Linked DNA regions of Homo sapiens: all the other regions are linked to region 4. The links are chromatin contacts, found by Hi-C or POLR2A ChIA-PET in ENCODE. All regions are on one chromosome and are shown on one strand. The core of a region is the stretch at or near the end of the contact, and the rest is flanking DNA. Distances in the headings are between cores, read along the strand shown.

Region 1 (2,520 bases), core at 1-2,500, 750 kb before region 4:
ACTGCCTACATCTGGATCGGAGCCCACTGCCAAGGAAGAGGGTGTCTCTCTGAGTTCAGACGTAGCACAGGAACAATTTGATGACGTTTGGTCTGTCTGGTCACTGAAAAAGAGTTCCTTGAGGTTCCAGGAAAACGAATTCACATCAACCTCCTGGGCCTCCACTGCTTCCAGGCCCCCAGGGAGGTCCGTGGCCAAGGCATAGCAGGCTGAGGAGCTGCCCGTGCAGCCACCGCACAGGTCTCTGCCTCCCAGATCGCAGGACGACACAGGAGCGGTGACAGCCTGGCACTCTGTCGGAACGAGTTCGGCGTGGGGGACATCCAGGGCTCCTGCAAGGCTCAACTGGGACAGCTGCTCCTTAATCAAGCAGGTCTGCAGCTCTTCTCGGTCGTTTTCCACTCCCAGCCACGGCTCATCTAGAGTAGGTGTCCCAAACGAGAGGCCTGCCATCCCAGAGGGGCTGGGGGCCAAGTCCTGGCTTCGCCACCACAAGCCCCATTCACTCCCATAGCAAGGGCAGTGCATCAGGAGGCTGCCCCCCGCCAGCTGACCCTTGGCCTGGGGCTTGGCCACGGCAGCCCCAGCCCAAAGGTCTGAACCGCTGGGACCACTGACTCCCATCCGCTCTAGCTGGGCCTTCTGACACAGGCCACACATGCCAGCATCACTGCCCCCATCCTCAGCTGGGACTGGAGCTTCAGAATCTTCGCAGGAAGCAAATGGCTTCACATCCACTGGTTCAGACCTGCTTTCTCCCAGAAGATCCTGTCCGGGGCTCTCTATTGCCACAGGTTCCTCTCTCCCCAAGGCAGTGATTTGCTGGTCCTTGGGCAGCGCCTGTTCACCGTGCACTGGCAGGCTTCCTTCTGGGACATTGTCCACCCTGGGGATAATGACATGGGTGACCATCATGTAGGGCCACAGATGAGTCAAAAGGAGAGATTGCACCGATTCTCCATTAGAACTAAGTACAAAGCATTTAATGCCACCAATTTATAACAAGAAAAAGACCAAATTTTGTGACCAAGTTAAAAAATAAAGCACTTAGTCTCAAATTTCTCCAAATTAAGTCCACATTTAGAAATGATTTTGCAGAGAATGCTACCAAAAGCCCAACAGTAAAGTACAGGAGAACTTGCCAATGCTTTGGTCAGCGCTCTCGCTTCATCTCAGGGCCCCCAAACCCCCCGTCAGCCGTGCAGCCTAGCCTCGGCCCCACCTGCAAGGGGAAGTCCGTGCTGCTGCCTTGAGGAGGTGTGAGAGGAAACGAGAGAGAGATTGGAGAGTCCCTGGTAAACTCCACAACAGTAAAAAAACAACTGATTGACTACAAACACCATCCGATTTCACAGCCGACTAGGGAAATGGCTCTCAGATTTGGGAAATGGCTCTCAGATGGGGCCCACACAGAAGGGGCCAGGGGCCAGGGGGCCGGGCGTGGTGGCTCACGCCTGTAATCCCAGCACTTTGGGAGGCCGAGGTGGGCAGATCACTTGAGGTCAGGAGGTTCGAGACCAGACTGGCCAACATGGCAAAGTCCTGTCTCTACTAAAAATACAAAAATTAGCCCGGTGAGGTGGCAGGCACCTATAATCCCAGCTACTTGGAGGCTGAGGCAGGAGAATGGTTTGAGCCTGGGAGGCAGAGGTTGCAGTGAGCTGAGATTGTACCAGCTCACTGGTGAGATGGGTGACAGAGTGAGACTCCGTCTCAAACACAAACAAAAAAAGAAGGGGACACGGGCCGAAAAAGAGAGAGGAGGCTGGTGAGGGCGGCTCCTAAGAGGTGGCACACAATGTCCTCCAGCATTCAGCACATGGTGACCCATGAGGAGGCTGCCACAGTCCAGACAGGATGATCACAGAGCCAAGGGACCCAGGCCTCCTGTCAGCCCAGCCACTGGCCTCCACATGACAGACTGACACTGGGCACCAGATGCACAGAATGTGACCGCACCACCTCACTCGGGGACAGACACACAGGTTAACATCAGCAACCTAATAAAGGTATACCAGAGGCTCAGAAAGAGGACAGGATCGGGCACAGTGGCCCACACCTGTAATCCCAGCACTGTGGGAGGCTGAGCCCAGGAGTTCGAGACCAGCCTGGGCAACATAGTGAGACCTCGTCTCTACAAAACATTTAAAAATTAGCCAGCGTGGTGACACACACCTGTAGTCTCAGCTACTTGGGAGGCTGAAGCGGGAACCTCGCTTGAGCACAGGAGTCTAGGCTGCAGTGAGCTGTGATCGCACCACTGCACTCCAGCCTGGGCAATGGCCAAGACCATCTCAAAAAAAAAAAGACGGAAGAGGAAGGATACAACCCAAGGGTGGGTTCCACAGAGAAAGGGATTGTGAGCCAAGTTCTGAGGAAAAGCAGTTTTCTGAGGGGAACTGAGGGGGAGGCTGAGGGTCTGCGTCTGCCTGCCTCTCTCCCTCCATGTCTCCCGCCTCTCTCCCTCCATGTCTCCCATCTCTCTCTCCCCTGTACCTCCCTCTCCCGCTCTCCATCCAT
Region 2 (2,700 bases), core at 9-2,508, 570 kb before region 4:
TTAGCTGCTAAGAAAGTGACTATCCTTAAGCAGACACCAAATAAATGTGAAGTCATTGATTGAGGGCTTAGGGTATAGGTAGCTATGAATCTGAGGACATAAAACGCAAAACTGAGGGGCAAATCGTCATGTTCCTTAAGATTACGACTCATCCACATTCCTTCAGCCGTTTAATTTCACCATAATAGGCACTGTTTAATAAGCAAAGCCCAAGTCGACTTCCTTCGATTTTACATGGCGTCCAAACACCATGTCAAGTCTGACCCTCTCATTTTTTAAGTCGAATGGAGAGGATATGTAGCAGCTAGCCTTGAGCACCTAACCACTTTTCAAAGGAGCTACGCACAAAAATACCCTAGCAACATGCCACGGTGTCAGAAAGGCTCAGGTTCCCAACACCATGCGGGTCAGCCATTAGGAACTCAGGAAGTGTTTCCTCTAAGCGGGGGAAACCTAGGAAGGCTTCCTGAACGAGGGGTATTTGCGCCAAGCCTTGACGTGAGTCTCGAACAGTTGCAGTGCCTCCAGGCCACGCGGGAGGGAGGAAAGGACACCCCGGGCCGGGGCACAACCCGCGGGCCGGAGCCGCCCGCGCCCATCCCGCTCAGGCCGCAGCCAGGCACGGCACCCTCCCGTCCCCGAGCCACGTCGCTGCTCGTGGGCTCGCGGAGCACTCCCCAGGTCTCACCTCGGGCCCCACACCAGAAGGAGAAAGCTAGGGGCCGCGCCAGCTCCGCCCTCCCCCGCGGGGCGGCGGGCCCCAGCCCGGGCACAGGAAGGCCACGTCCCCGGGGAGGGACGCCCGACTCGATGGTCTGCGCAGGGCCCGTCGGCCCCACGTGACGTGCGCGCAGCCAATCCCAGAGAGGCCCCCCGATCATCGAGACGGCGGCGGTGGTGGGCTAGACGAGTTTCGCGCGGCCGCTCGCCGTCCCCCGCCCAGTCGTACTCGGCGCCCCAGCTCGGTGCTGCCGCCATCTTCTTGGAGGACAGGAGGAGAGGCGAAGGCTCCCCCTCCCCGTGATCGCTCCGCACTCCCGCCACCACCTGCCCTCCCGCGACCGCCTCTCTCCTCCTCAGTGGGCACTTGTCTCCTTCTAACAAACGGCCTTCCCCCCACTCCAGTTACCCACCGCAAGGCGAAGATTCTCATTACCTGTTCCACTCTTATAAGCATAAGAAAACCGAGCTCATAAGGTAGGAACTGTGGCGAAACAGGGACAAGCCGCCATCTTGGTAAAGGAGAAGAGGCTACGCTTGACCTCCCCCCCCACCCCCAGCCTCTATATGGCCAACTGCCGTGGGAGGAGCACGGCGCTTGCGCAGAGGCGGACAACGCGGACGACTCTGGGCTTGCGCACTCGGAAGCCGGCCGCATGGGGGAGGGGAAGAAGGCCAGGTCGCACTGAGCCAGGAAGCAGTTGGCAAAGGGGCGGGGTGACGCGGTGACGCAATCCGCCTGCGCGCTGGGCGGGGCGGGGCGGGCTGGGGCGGGCTGTGAGCGGACCGCGAGCGCTGGGCGGGTCCGCGGCGCGGTCGGTCGGCGCCTGTTCTCGGGCTGTTTGGCGGGTGAGTGTCTCGCCGGTGTACCCCGCACAAGTTGTGGGCCGGCCCTCCCGAGGAGCTGCGGGGGACGCGCCGCTCGTCCCATACTCTCGGGCGGTGGTCGGCTGGCTCTGGGGTGCCGGCGGGGCGGTGTGGGGGAGGGGCGGCCGAGCCCAGGCTCTTCGGCACTTATCGTGGGCTCCCCCGTCCCGGGCGGTCCTAGTGCCGGCGACAGTGGCTCCGACACGGGCAGGCCCGGGCGCGGGAGTGGGGATTCCGGTGACCCCTTGTTGACCCTGCGGGAATTCCTCTGCACTGTCGTCGGTGCTGGGCCTCGGGGCGTCGAGTGCGGTCGAGGTCGGGAGGTTTGGTGCTTGGAGGGAGGATACAGGTTTAGGCCCGACAAACACTTAGAGCTTGTGTGGCCATCTTGTCTTTCTAACGGTGCCATTTCCTCCCTGAGGCGTGGAGGACTGGCCAGCCCCCAAACCTCCAAGCCCATCGGCTGGATGCCGTGGATAAGCGAGGGGAGAGCGACTAGGCCCTGTCTGCGGGTACCTTCGGCGAGGAGAGGCGACGAAGGTCTGCACCAGCGAGGCACGGACAGGCAGCAGGGGGTAGGGTATAGGGTTGGAGGCCGCCGAGTTGGCCCGGGGATGAGGAGCAAACCTGTGGCTTCCGTGGTCTCAGTGGAGTCCCAACTGTGACCTGGCCTACTGGCCCAGACAAACCTGGCTTGCTTTTTTACCTTTTCGGTCTAATTCTTGTCAGTGCCACCAGACCTTGTCCTCTCTCCACGGAAACACACGAACCAACTACACTGAACTTCTTGTAGTTCAAACTTCTGCACCTTTGGCCATTGCCCAAACTCTTAAATCTGGCTACTTCCCACCTTAACTGCCTTCTCCTTACCTAGTCTGTGCTTGTGGGATTCCGCCCAAATTAGATTTCCTCCAGACAGGCTTAGGTGTTTACCTGATGTTCCAGATGGTATTTGTCCAGTGGACTATTGGTGCTGTGAGGGCAGGGCACATGTTGTCACCCATACTCATTGCCTCGGTTGGTGTCTAGCACCTAGTAGGTTCTCAAATACTTTTTGAATCACAGTGCCTGCCGATATATTTAATGTTTCAAAATAGTTCTGCCGTCATAAAG
Region 3 (2,720 bases), core at 120-2,619, 610 kb before region 4:
GGACAGCGCCAGGCAACTCCACTTGCTATCTGAAGTTCCCAGGATACCTTGGGCAGGCCTAGATACCCAAGAACAGAGGCTAACATCGGGTATCTCAGATTCTCACTGGATCTAACAGTACTGTCCAAATCAGGATTGAAAGGAACCTCAGATATTAATCTAATCCCATTTCTTAATACCACCAGGGACAGGAAATTCATGGCCTTCTCAGGGCCCGGGTCCACCCCTGCATGGCTGTAAACGCTCCACCTCAAGTTATGACAAAATCTACAACTTCTTTCCCCTTTCTGGCCATGGAGAACAAGTCCGCTCTCCTCCAAGGCTCCTTCTGGTAGGTGAGCCCTATCTCCTGTCTCCTTCAGTCCCTCCCATATGGCCCCAGTCCCTTCGTGATTCTGGCTCTCCCAACTACTTTTCCCATAGGAAGCTCGGATCAATCAGTGTCCAGGTCCACCTAATGTAAACCTCAAACTATACTGAACCTGGACTTTTAATTTTGTTTCCCAGAGTGCAAACATCCAAAGCAAAAAAGGTCACATCTCAGAATTTAACTTTCAGCAAACAGAACTAGAACTAAAGGAAGGAGGGCAGGAACCAAGACCCCTTTCCGCCCTAATACGTGTAGAGCAAAACGTGGAGTCCTGACAGAGCTGTGTGTTGCGTGGGAAACCTGGTGCTTACAAGTTTAGCACAAGTCTAACAGGTTTCTGACAGCAACAAAAAAGGCTTCACATGAGGGGTTCTACTTTTTTGCTTTTAAACGAGGAAGTAATTAAGTTGATTCCCTTGTGATAAGTTTTGCCAACTACATATTCAAGGGGCAACAGTCTTCGAAGAGAATTATCAGTAATACTCCAGGAAGAATTTCATTTCAGCCTCAGTTAATGAGACCCGCAAGTGCTTTAAAGCACCAGACAGGACCGGGTATGGAGGGCACCAAAAAAGCCTCCGGCTGAAACCCAGACTTCTCCTCTTCCAAAACTAAAATTACTCAAGACCACAAACCAAAGTTCAGAATGGGAAAATAAAATCCTGATCCACTCAGAGATCACAAGATCGAAATCTAGGAGAGACCACAGGCGACTGGCGAGCAGAAGGCAGGCTCCGCTCCGCACTTCTCACCAAGTTCTGGAAGTCGGCACCCATCCTGCATGGAGGAACTTTCGCAGATGCCACCTCAGCACGGCCCTCCCACAGGCCACGAGGGCCCGCGGGCGGGGACAGGCTTAAAGGGACAGCAACCCCTCGGCCTCCCCGCCTTTCATCCAAATTCGGTACTTTTCCGTAATGTATTTTTCATCCACGACCCTGGGGCACGTCCAAGTTGCACTCCAGGCCCAAGAAGAGCAGCTTTCCCCACCCCCGAACACGTAGACTGACGCGGGCCCCGCGCGGCAGGTGGAGGTGCTGCGGGGGCCCCGCCGCCCGGTCTGCGCCCAGACCCCCGCCCCGCCGCCACCTGGGGGGAAGGACCCCGCTGGCCTCCCAGGGACCCCCACCCTGGCCGCACACGGCGCCCCCGCCGGAGCGGGGGAGGGGAGGGCCGGCCCCGCCAACGTCAGCGACCTGGGCTCAGGTCGGCCGCCCCTCCGCGCCGTGCGGCCACGGCACCAGGGGTGCCCCACCGAAGCCCCGGGAGGAGGCGGGGGAGCCCAGCTTGCAGCCAAGAGCGGCCCAGCGGCGCCACCGGACTTGAGAAAGTTTGTGCGCGCCCCTCCGCGCCACGGCCACGCGCAGAAGAGACTCGGAGCCGGCCCCAGGTCTGGCCCGGAACCGCCACGCGCGGTAAGCAGGACACCCGCGGGCGGGGGCCGCAGCCTGGGGCCCGGGTGGGGGCCGCGGCACCCGGGCCCCTCCCCCTCCGCGGCCTCCACGTCAGCAGCCACCCCCCACCCCCCCGCCCGGCAGCCCGCCCGCCCCGTCCGCCCGCCCGCCCAGGCCTCCCAGCCCCGTGTTGCGCGCTCACTCGTGGGCCCCCGCCCGCTGGTCCTGCCGCTGGCTTACTCGCCCCCCGCGCGGGAGAAGCCGGGACGCTCCGAGGCGCGGCGCCCGGGCCCCGGCTGCTATATAGGGCGGCGGCCCAATCCCGCCTGGACACGTCAGCGCCCGCCCGCCCCGCCGCTGGGGTCCCCGCCGCCCCGGGCCGCCCAGCACCCGGGAGGCCCACCCAACTGCAGGCGTGGTTCTGCATCCTTTTTTCGGGTGGGGAAGGCGGTGCCGAGGAGTTGGGAAATTAATCACCTCCAGAAAGCAGAGGGAGCGCGCCCCGCAAGAACCCGAGTGGAAACAACCGAAGACCAGAAAGGGAGCAGGAAGGACGGCTGCTCTGGAAGCAGATGTCACCAGTACCGCCCACCTCCCCAAAATCAGAAGAAAAACCTCAAAGGATGCCCACCACATCGTAAACGGATGGCCACACTGGCACGAGGTCCTACAGCGCAGTGAGGCTCCCAGGCGGCTCCAGGGCTTTCATTCCCTCATTCCTGCGTGCCTATTCCTTATGTCCCTCACTTTTATAAACTATCCCCACCCGATTCCTTGGCAATCAACTTAATCTCCCCCCCAAAATGTAAAATCCCCTTCCTTTAAAGCGTGTATTACTTATGGCTCCATCTCTACATAGATGTATACACGCAAAAGAACCGGTGTGTGGCCTCTGAGCCCACGGTGGATACGCAGGACTGGGCGGAACGGAATCCCTACTCTCGGGGTCTCCACCC
Region 4 (2,700 bases), core at 139-2,638:
GAACAGAGCGTGAATGCCTTTAAAGCTAGTTGGAGCAGAGAACCAATTCCAGACACCCAGAGACATTTAGATAACTCATTACTAGGGTCCTGGCCCTGGGATCACTCCCAGGACTAGTTCTGTGTCTGTCCAGGTGTGATCCAGGAGTGCAGTGACGGATGTGGATGTGGGATTGGCACAGGACTTCCGCCAGCAGAAGAAAGGAAGGGAGGGGAGGGGAAGAGAGGGCAGGGGAGCAGAGCGGAGGAGAGAGGGGAGCAGTCTTTCCAGCTGGGGCTGGCCTAGGCTGCTGGGTCATTTGGGAAGAAAAGGTGATTTGGACTCAGGGAGACTGAGGGTGCCCTCGGGCCAGCATCTGAGGAGAGTGACAGGGGTTTCCTGGCTCCACAGCCCCAGGTGGCCTTGGTGGGTGCAGGCAGAAAATGACCTTTTCAAGTCCAGTTCCAACCCAGAGGGGGTTCCTAGACCCAGCGCCAATCAAGGGGCACCAGGGAGGCAGCAGAGGTTCCCGCAAATCCAGAGCAGAGTGGCTGCCAGACACCCCACATCCTCTTCGCAGCAGACTGAAGGCCACCCCACACTTGGAGGAGCCCGGGTGAAGCATCTGGGGAAGACCCTCAGCCCTGGGAGAGTCCCTCCAGGGGTGAGCAGGTGGGCTGCCCCTCAGGGTGCGGCTCATTTCGATGTAAGTTTTATAAAATAAGAAAAGGCGCCCTATAGCACCCCTTTGGGAGCCTCGTGTCACCTCCAAACATATACCTCGCTTCCAGGTCAGAAGTAGTGAAATGACCATTGCCAATGCAAATGGAACTGCCTTAGGACACATGGGGGAGGTTAGGGCCTGCTGTGGGGCCTTATGGTGGGCCCCGAGGGGCCCCGCACACCTGTGCTCACCTCCCAGGTCATCGCTGGGCCGCCTCTGTCCCCTGGGAGGCTCTGCCTCGGGGAGCCCTCTTCCCAAGCTCCCAGCAATGACTTCCAGGCCTCCCTCAGCATCAAGAGGAGCCACGTCTTCTTCTTGTGACCCAGCAGTATAATTCACCCTAAATAATGGCAGAATGGGTTGTGTGTAGTCTTTAAAAGTCAAAACAATTTTGCACACAACAGGAGTCATTCAGCAGTGGCTAACACTCTCCTGACCTGTGTCGGCGCTGGGCTCCAAGGTGTACCTCCGCACGCATGGGGTTAACTACGCCCCCATGACCATTCCCTGCAGGAGGGGCGGGACAGAGGACTGCGTTATGTTTCTCCTAAAAGAAAATCATGAAAGTCACACACTCCAGGTGCCACACTTATTATGGAGGGAGGGAAAGCAGATGAGCGGGCGGGAAAACTAGCGGGCTTGCCACGCCCAGGCAGCGCTGCTCGGGTTTCCGCTTCCTCCGCCCCTTCCTTTTTCTCTGTGCATCCTCAGTGACGCGGGGCACAGCTCTGCCCGGGGGCCTACCAGAGCCCACCTGGACCCCACACTGGGTCAGCCCTGGTGCGGAGGAGGCCGCTGTAGGTGGGCACGGGGCAGCACGCGTTAAGGGGCTGGACGGGGGGTGGCCATGCGTGTGAGGGCGCTGAGCAGGGGCGTGCCCATACGTGTGAGGGGGCTGGGTAGGGGCGTGGCCCAGCGTGTGTGTGTGTGTGTGTGTGTGTGTGTGTGTGTGTGTGTGTGTGTGGCTGGACAGGGGTGTGGCCACGCGCGAGGGGGCCGTGCAGGGGGCGTGGCCACGAGCGAGGAGACTAAGGGGCGTGGTCACGCGTGTGAGGGGCTGGGCTAGAGGAGTGGCCCTGTGTGCGGGGGCTGGACGGGGGCGTGGTCATGTGCGAGGAGGCTGAACAGGGGGCGTGACCACGTGTGGAAGGGGGCTGATCGGAGGTGTGGCCACATGTAAGGGGGCTGGGCAGGGGGTGTGGCCACGTGTGAGGGGGGGCTGGGCCGGGGCGTGGCCACACGTGTGCTGGCTCTGCTGTGGGCTTCCTTCCCTTCCTGTGCAGGTGGTGGTGCCCTCTGCGCCTTCACTGGGGCCCAGCCAAGTAACTGAATCCAGCCAGGAGCAAGGGCAGACGCTGGCACAGGTCCTGCCACTGTCCCCAACCTGGGTTTCAACACAGCTGAGGCCTGGCATAGTCTTTCTGGGCGCCTCTGGCTGGCTCGGTCTGAAAGGTGGGACAGATGCAACTGGGGCCTCCCCGGGTGCAGCGTGGGTGGCTCCTGGCTGGGGAAGTGAGAAGCCCTCCGTGCGGTGTCTCTGAAGCAGCCCCAGGCCAAGGCTGTGGCGTGCTTGGTGGTGCTGTAGGCCCAAGATGTTTATGGGTCGAGGGTCCCCGGGGCCGGGATTCTGATCCCTGGTGAGAGGTGGCTGGGAGGAAGTCCAGACGTGTCCTGAGTGGCCATTCCTCACACTGAGGTGACACCGCCTCTCCAAACACGTGACGTGGCTGGAAGCAGATGCTGCTGTCCGGTTCTCCCTCCTCTCCGTCCCTGGCTGGGACATGTGGATCTCACCCGCAGCCACTTTCTTCTGGCCTCTGTCCCCCTGCCTGGGACACGTGGACCTCACCCCCAGTCTCCTTCTCTCCTCTGCCCCCCGCAGGCGCGGCCAGGTCACAGTCGGCACCAGAAGTTTGGCAGATCTCAGTGAGGCGTTAGTTTGCATTTCCTTGTGACGGGTGAGTTGAACACCCTTTCATGAGTGTATTGATCACTGT
Region 5 (2,700 bases), core at 171-2,670, 730 kb before region 4:
AAATTTTGACTCAGACGTTAACCAGAAATACCTGCACGTCCAGGCCCAAATTTTTAAAATTGTCCTTTGTATCCACTGTGAGCTGCAGACACGGGAACCCAAACCCAGCAGACAGCACCTAATGGTGCCACCGAGTAACCATATTCCCATTGCTAGTTTTGATTCCAGAAGACACAAGTGACCCCACCTCAGACCAAACAGAAGCAAGGACAACTTTGCAGGGAGCATCTCGGCGAACTTCTAGAAGCAACTGTCCCCCTCCCACCAGAACATAAGCTAAGAAGCAAACAGCTCCCATTGCTGTCAGCACAGCTGTACAACAAAAAGGAGAACCAGTTTCAGGATGAGGCCAACAAGGTGAACAGTGCAGTAGAACACAGCAAGGATGTCAGTCCTGGAGGAGGCACCTGCAGAGCCGGGCCCTACCAAGCAGAGTGAAGAAGTCTTTCAGAGGCAAAGCCTCCCAGAGAGGAGTTCAGTACCCAGAAGAGTAGGTGGACGTGGGCCTGGAAGGGCCAAGCATGAGCCCAGAGCCTCCTATGCCTGCCCAAAGTCTTAATTTTATCCCCAAAATGAACTTTTAAGGATTCAATGCTTAGGAGTAACATGGCCAGATATGCATTTTACAAAGATTACTCCAGGGACCATGTCGGTGCAAGGCTGGAAAGCAGGAGAAAGGCTACAGTAATCCAGGCAAGAAATTATAAAGTCTTAAATTAAGGTAGCAGCAGAAAGATGAAGAGAGGGAACCCCTAAGAGAAAAATGGACATCGAATGGTACTGAGATGCGGAAGGTAAGGACGAGAAAGGCCTCAAGACGGCAGCGCAGGCCCCTGCCGTACTCTGGGAAAGAAAAATTAGTGAAAAAATTAAGGCTCAAGTCCAGGTCTTTGCTGTAACCACGAGCGCCGGCGGCGCGCGCCCCCGACCCCGCGGCGCCGGCTGAGCCCGCAGGGACCCACACGCCCAGTGCAGGAGGCTGGCGGGATCCGGGCTGGTTCTCCTGGAGCTCGCCCCGCAGGGCCGGCTGCGGTGAAGAGAGCGCAGGGTCCCGAGGCGACCCGAGGCGCGGGGCCTCGGCGCCCACCGGGCAGGCTACACTGAAGGGCACCCCGAAGACGCTGGGGGCGCGGGGCCCAGGGCCAACGGCCGCAACCCCGCCGCGATTTGGGCACGGAGAGGACGCGGGCTCGGCGGTGCGCGAAGGGCGACGGGCGCAGGGGCGGGAGACCCGGGGTCGGGCTGGTCTAAGAGTCGGGCGGCGGATCCTCCTGGGCCAGGGGCGCGGAGCCGCGCAGGCCCCACAGCCGCCCTGGGGAGATGGCGGAGCCCGGCCCGCTCTCCCGAGCGCAGGTATCTCACCTGGATCAGGCGAGGGTCACGCCAAGCCGGCTACACACCACGGAAAGGAGCCCTTCCGCGCTTTTATCCCACCGACCAATCGCACAGCGACTAGCACCGATTGACAAGCTCCACGGACCAGCCACTTGCGCGTATGGGCGGGACTAAGCTAGCCAGAGTCTAGAAGCCCGCGCTAAGGGTTGCTAGGGACGCACCAAACACCCCTACGGCGCTTCGGAGGAGCCAAAGGAATAATGGGCGCCTCCGCCCCCGGGCCGGGCAGATGCGGTTTCCTCCCGACTCGCGATCAAAATGGGTGAGTAGCGCAGAGCTCGCCTCTTGGAGGCCTCTTTCTGAAGGCGGAGGACGCGGGGCGGCTCGTTCATGGGCCGGGTGGCTCCGCAGGGTAGACGAAGGCTGCAGCGTCCGCACTGGGCTGGGAACGACTTGCAAGGGGAGCCCAGCTGGCGCCCCGGAGCCAGCCAGCTGGCTAGCGGCCCCACCAGCGCAAGTGCCCCGCACCTGCCCGCCTGCTCCGAGCGTCAAGAGAAGGCGGCATTTCGCATGGGTAAAATCCGCGCGGGGACGCCGGGAGAATGTTGTTGCTCTTGCCGTTCGGCCCATTGTACAGACGCAGCCAGCGAGGCTCGCAGAGGTCAGGGATGCACGTAGGACTGGCCCGCACCTTGCAGCCACGGAAAGATCCGCCTGGCCCGCGGCCCCTCCACGCCTCCGAGGTCGAGACAGTGACATAAGTCAACTCTCAAGCCCAGGGCGTCTCTCCACTCTGCCTAGACGTCCACTCCGTCTGCCTGCAGCTACGGCTCTGTGCGTCCCGCTTCGACTCCCTCTGCTTTCCTTCCCAGCTTCTCGCCTCCAGACTGTTCCGGCTCCGCCGCCTGAAATTACCTGCTCTGGGGGAGGCGCGGCGCGCGGCCTCATGACGGAACTACAACTCCCATGAGGCGCTGGGCCCACGCAGGCGCGGCGCGGCTGAAGTCGCCGCGCCGGAATCCCATTGGCAGGGCCGGCTCTGAGGCGGGAGCCCTGATTGGCTGAGGGGTCTGAGGCGACAGATTCCGGAAAGGGGAAGAGCAGCCAACATGGCGGCGGAACGCGGCGCGGGGCAGCAACAGTCGCAGGAGATGATGGAGGGTGAGCGGCCCCTGCGGGCGGCGGCCCAAGGGCCCAGCGGGCGGGGGGAGCTGCGGGCTGGAACTGCTCCGTGCCTGAGAGAAACTCCACGTCCTGCCTCTGGCCGCCGCCGCGCGGCCCCCTGACAGCTGACAGCCGGACCCGGGGGAGCGGGGGAGGCGCTGGACCTCGGGGGAGCCCCGGCCCGGGGGCGGCAGCGGCCGG

The links. A loop is a pair of places that touch in the nucleus more often than their neighbours do. ChIA-PET counts read pairs that join two places held with the same protein, here RNA polymerase II (POLR2A). Pooled maps may share reads with other maps.
Region 1: a pooled map shows a loop between it and region 4 (8-fold over the local background). The contact joins the enhancer-like site here to the promoter of LINC01237 in region 4. A Hi-C loop is called at or near these places in 2 of 37 single-sample maps with no recorded cell type and 6 of 50 pooled maps.
Region 2: a loop to region 4 is called in a map of CD4-positive, alpha-beta T cell, with 5 times the contacts of the local background. The contact joins the promoter of HDLBP here to the promoter of LINC01237 in region 4. A Hi-C loop is called at or near these places in 4 of 168 maps with a recorded cell type or tissue (CD4-positive, alpha-beta T cell, CD4-positive, alpha-beta memory T cell and naive thymus-derived CD4-positive, alpha-beta T cell), 18 of 37 single-sample maps with no recorded cell type and 17 of 50 pooled maps. POLR2A ChIA-PET finds 5 or more read pairs at or near these places in 3 of 52 experiments (A549, activated CD4-positive, alpha-beta memory T cell and activated T-cell).
Region 3: a loop to region 4 is called in a pooled map, with 15 times the contacts of the local background. The contact joins the promoter of HDLBP-AS1 here to the promoter of LINC01237 in region 4. A Hi-C loop is called at or near these places in 6 of 37 single-sample maps with no recorded cell type and 10 of 50 pooled maps.
Region 5: a loop to region 4 is called in a map of OCI-LY7, with 3 times the contacts of the local background. The contact joins the promoter of PASK here to the promoter of LINC01237 in region 4. A Hi-C loop is called at or near these places in 2 of 168 maps with a recorded cell type or tissue (OCI-LY7 and naive thymus-derived CD4-positive, alpha-beta T cell), 6 of 37 single-sample maps with no recorded cell type and 12 of 50 pooled maps. POLR2A ChIA-PET finds 5 or more read pairs at or near these places in 1 of 52 experiments (activated naive CD4-positive, alpha-beta T cell).

The regions. Positions count from the first base shown.
Region 1 is chr2:241,126,566-241,129,085 of GRCh38, forward strand. It overlaps PASK (PAS domain containing serine/threonine kinase), which reads right to left. Exons shown (of 18, transcript NM_015148.4): 10 at 1-886. Among named protein-coding and RNA genes, the nearest start is that of PASK, 22 kb to the right of the region's middle. RefSeq lists enhancers at 91-260, 724-893, 1,107-1,416 and a silencer at 1,557-1,606. Within about 2 kb of position 1,251, at least 7 of the 41 ENCODE cell types and tissues checked have a DNase peak (open chromatin) inside an H3K27ac peak, as active enhancers do.
Region 2 is chr2:241,314,414-241,317,113 of GRCh38, forward strand. HDLBP (high density lipoprotein binding protein) reads right to left here and starts at 1,259. Exons shown (of 28, transcript NM_005336.6): 1 at 1,157-1,259. It overlaps SEPTIN2 (septin 2), which reads left to right and starts at 1,512. Exons shown (of 13, transcript NM_004404.5): 1 at 1,512-1,569. RefSeq lists enhancers at 235-284, 1,165-1,214, 1,235-1,334, 1,260-1,984, 1,975-2,034 and 1 more and silencers at 515-894, 1,435-1,784.
Region 3 is chr2:241,270,795-241,273,514 of GRCh38, forward strand. It overlaps HDLBP-AS1 (HDLBP antisense RNA 1), which reads left to right and starts at 1,370. Exons shown (of 2, transcript NR_168372.1): 1 at 1,370-2,720. The region is part of intron 1 of HDLBP (high density lipoprotein binding protein); the gene reads right to left. RefSeq lists an enhancer at 1,184-1,263 and silencers at 1,404-1,713, 1,984-2,263.
Region 4 is chr2:241,879,975-241,882,674 of GRCh38, forward strand. It overlaps LINC01237 (long intergenic non-protein coding RNA 1237), which reads left to right and starts at 1,389. Exons shown (of 4, transcript NR_110220.1): 1 at 1,389-1,504; 2 at 2,586-2,661. It overlaps LOC105373978 (a long non-coding RNA gene), which reads right to left and starts at 1,353. Exons shown (of 3, transcript XR_924077.3): 1 at 1,141-1,353; 2 at 895-1,043. RefSeq lists an enhancer at 819-1,409.
Region 5 is chr2:241,148,052-241,150,751 of GRCh38, forward strand. PASK (PAS domain containing serine/threonine kinase) reads right to left here and starts at 1,421. Exons shown (of 18, transcript NM_015148.4): 1 at 1,363-1,421. It overlaps PPP1R7 (protein phosphatase 1 regulatory subunit 7), which reads left to right and starts at 2,416. Exons shown (of 10, transcript NM_002712.3): 1 at 2,416-2,496. The coding sequence starts at 2,445. RefSeq lists enhancers at 375-534, 2,048-2,207 and silencers at 788-837, 888-947, 1,008-1,367, 2,498-2,700.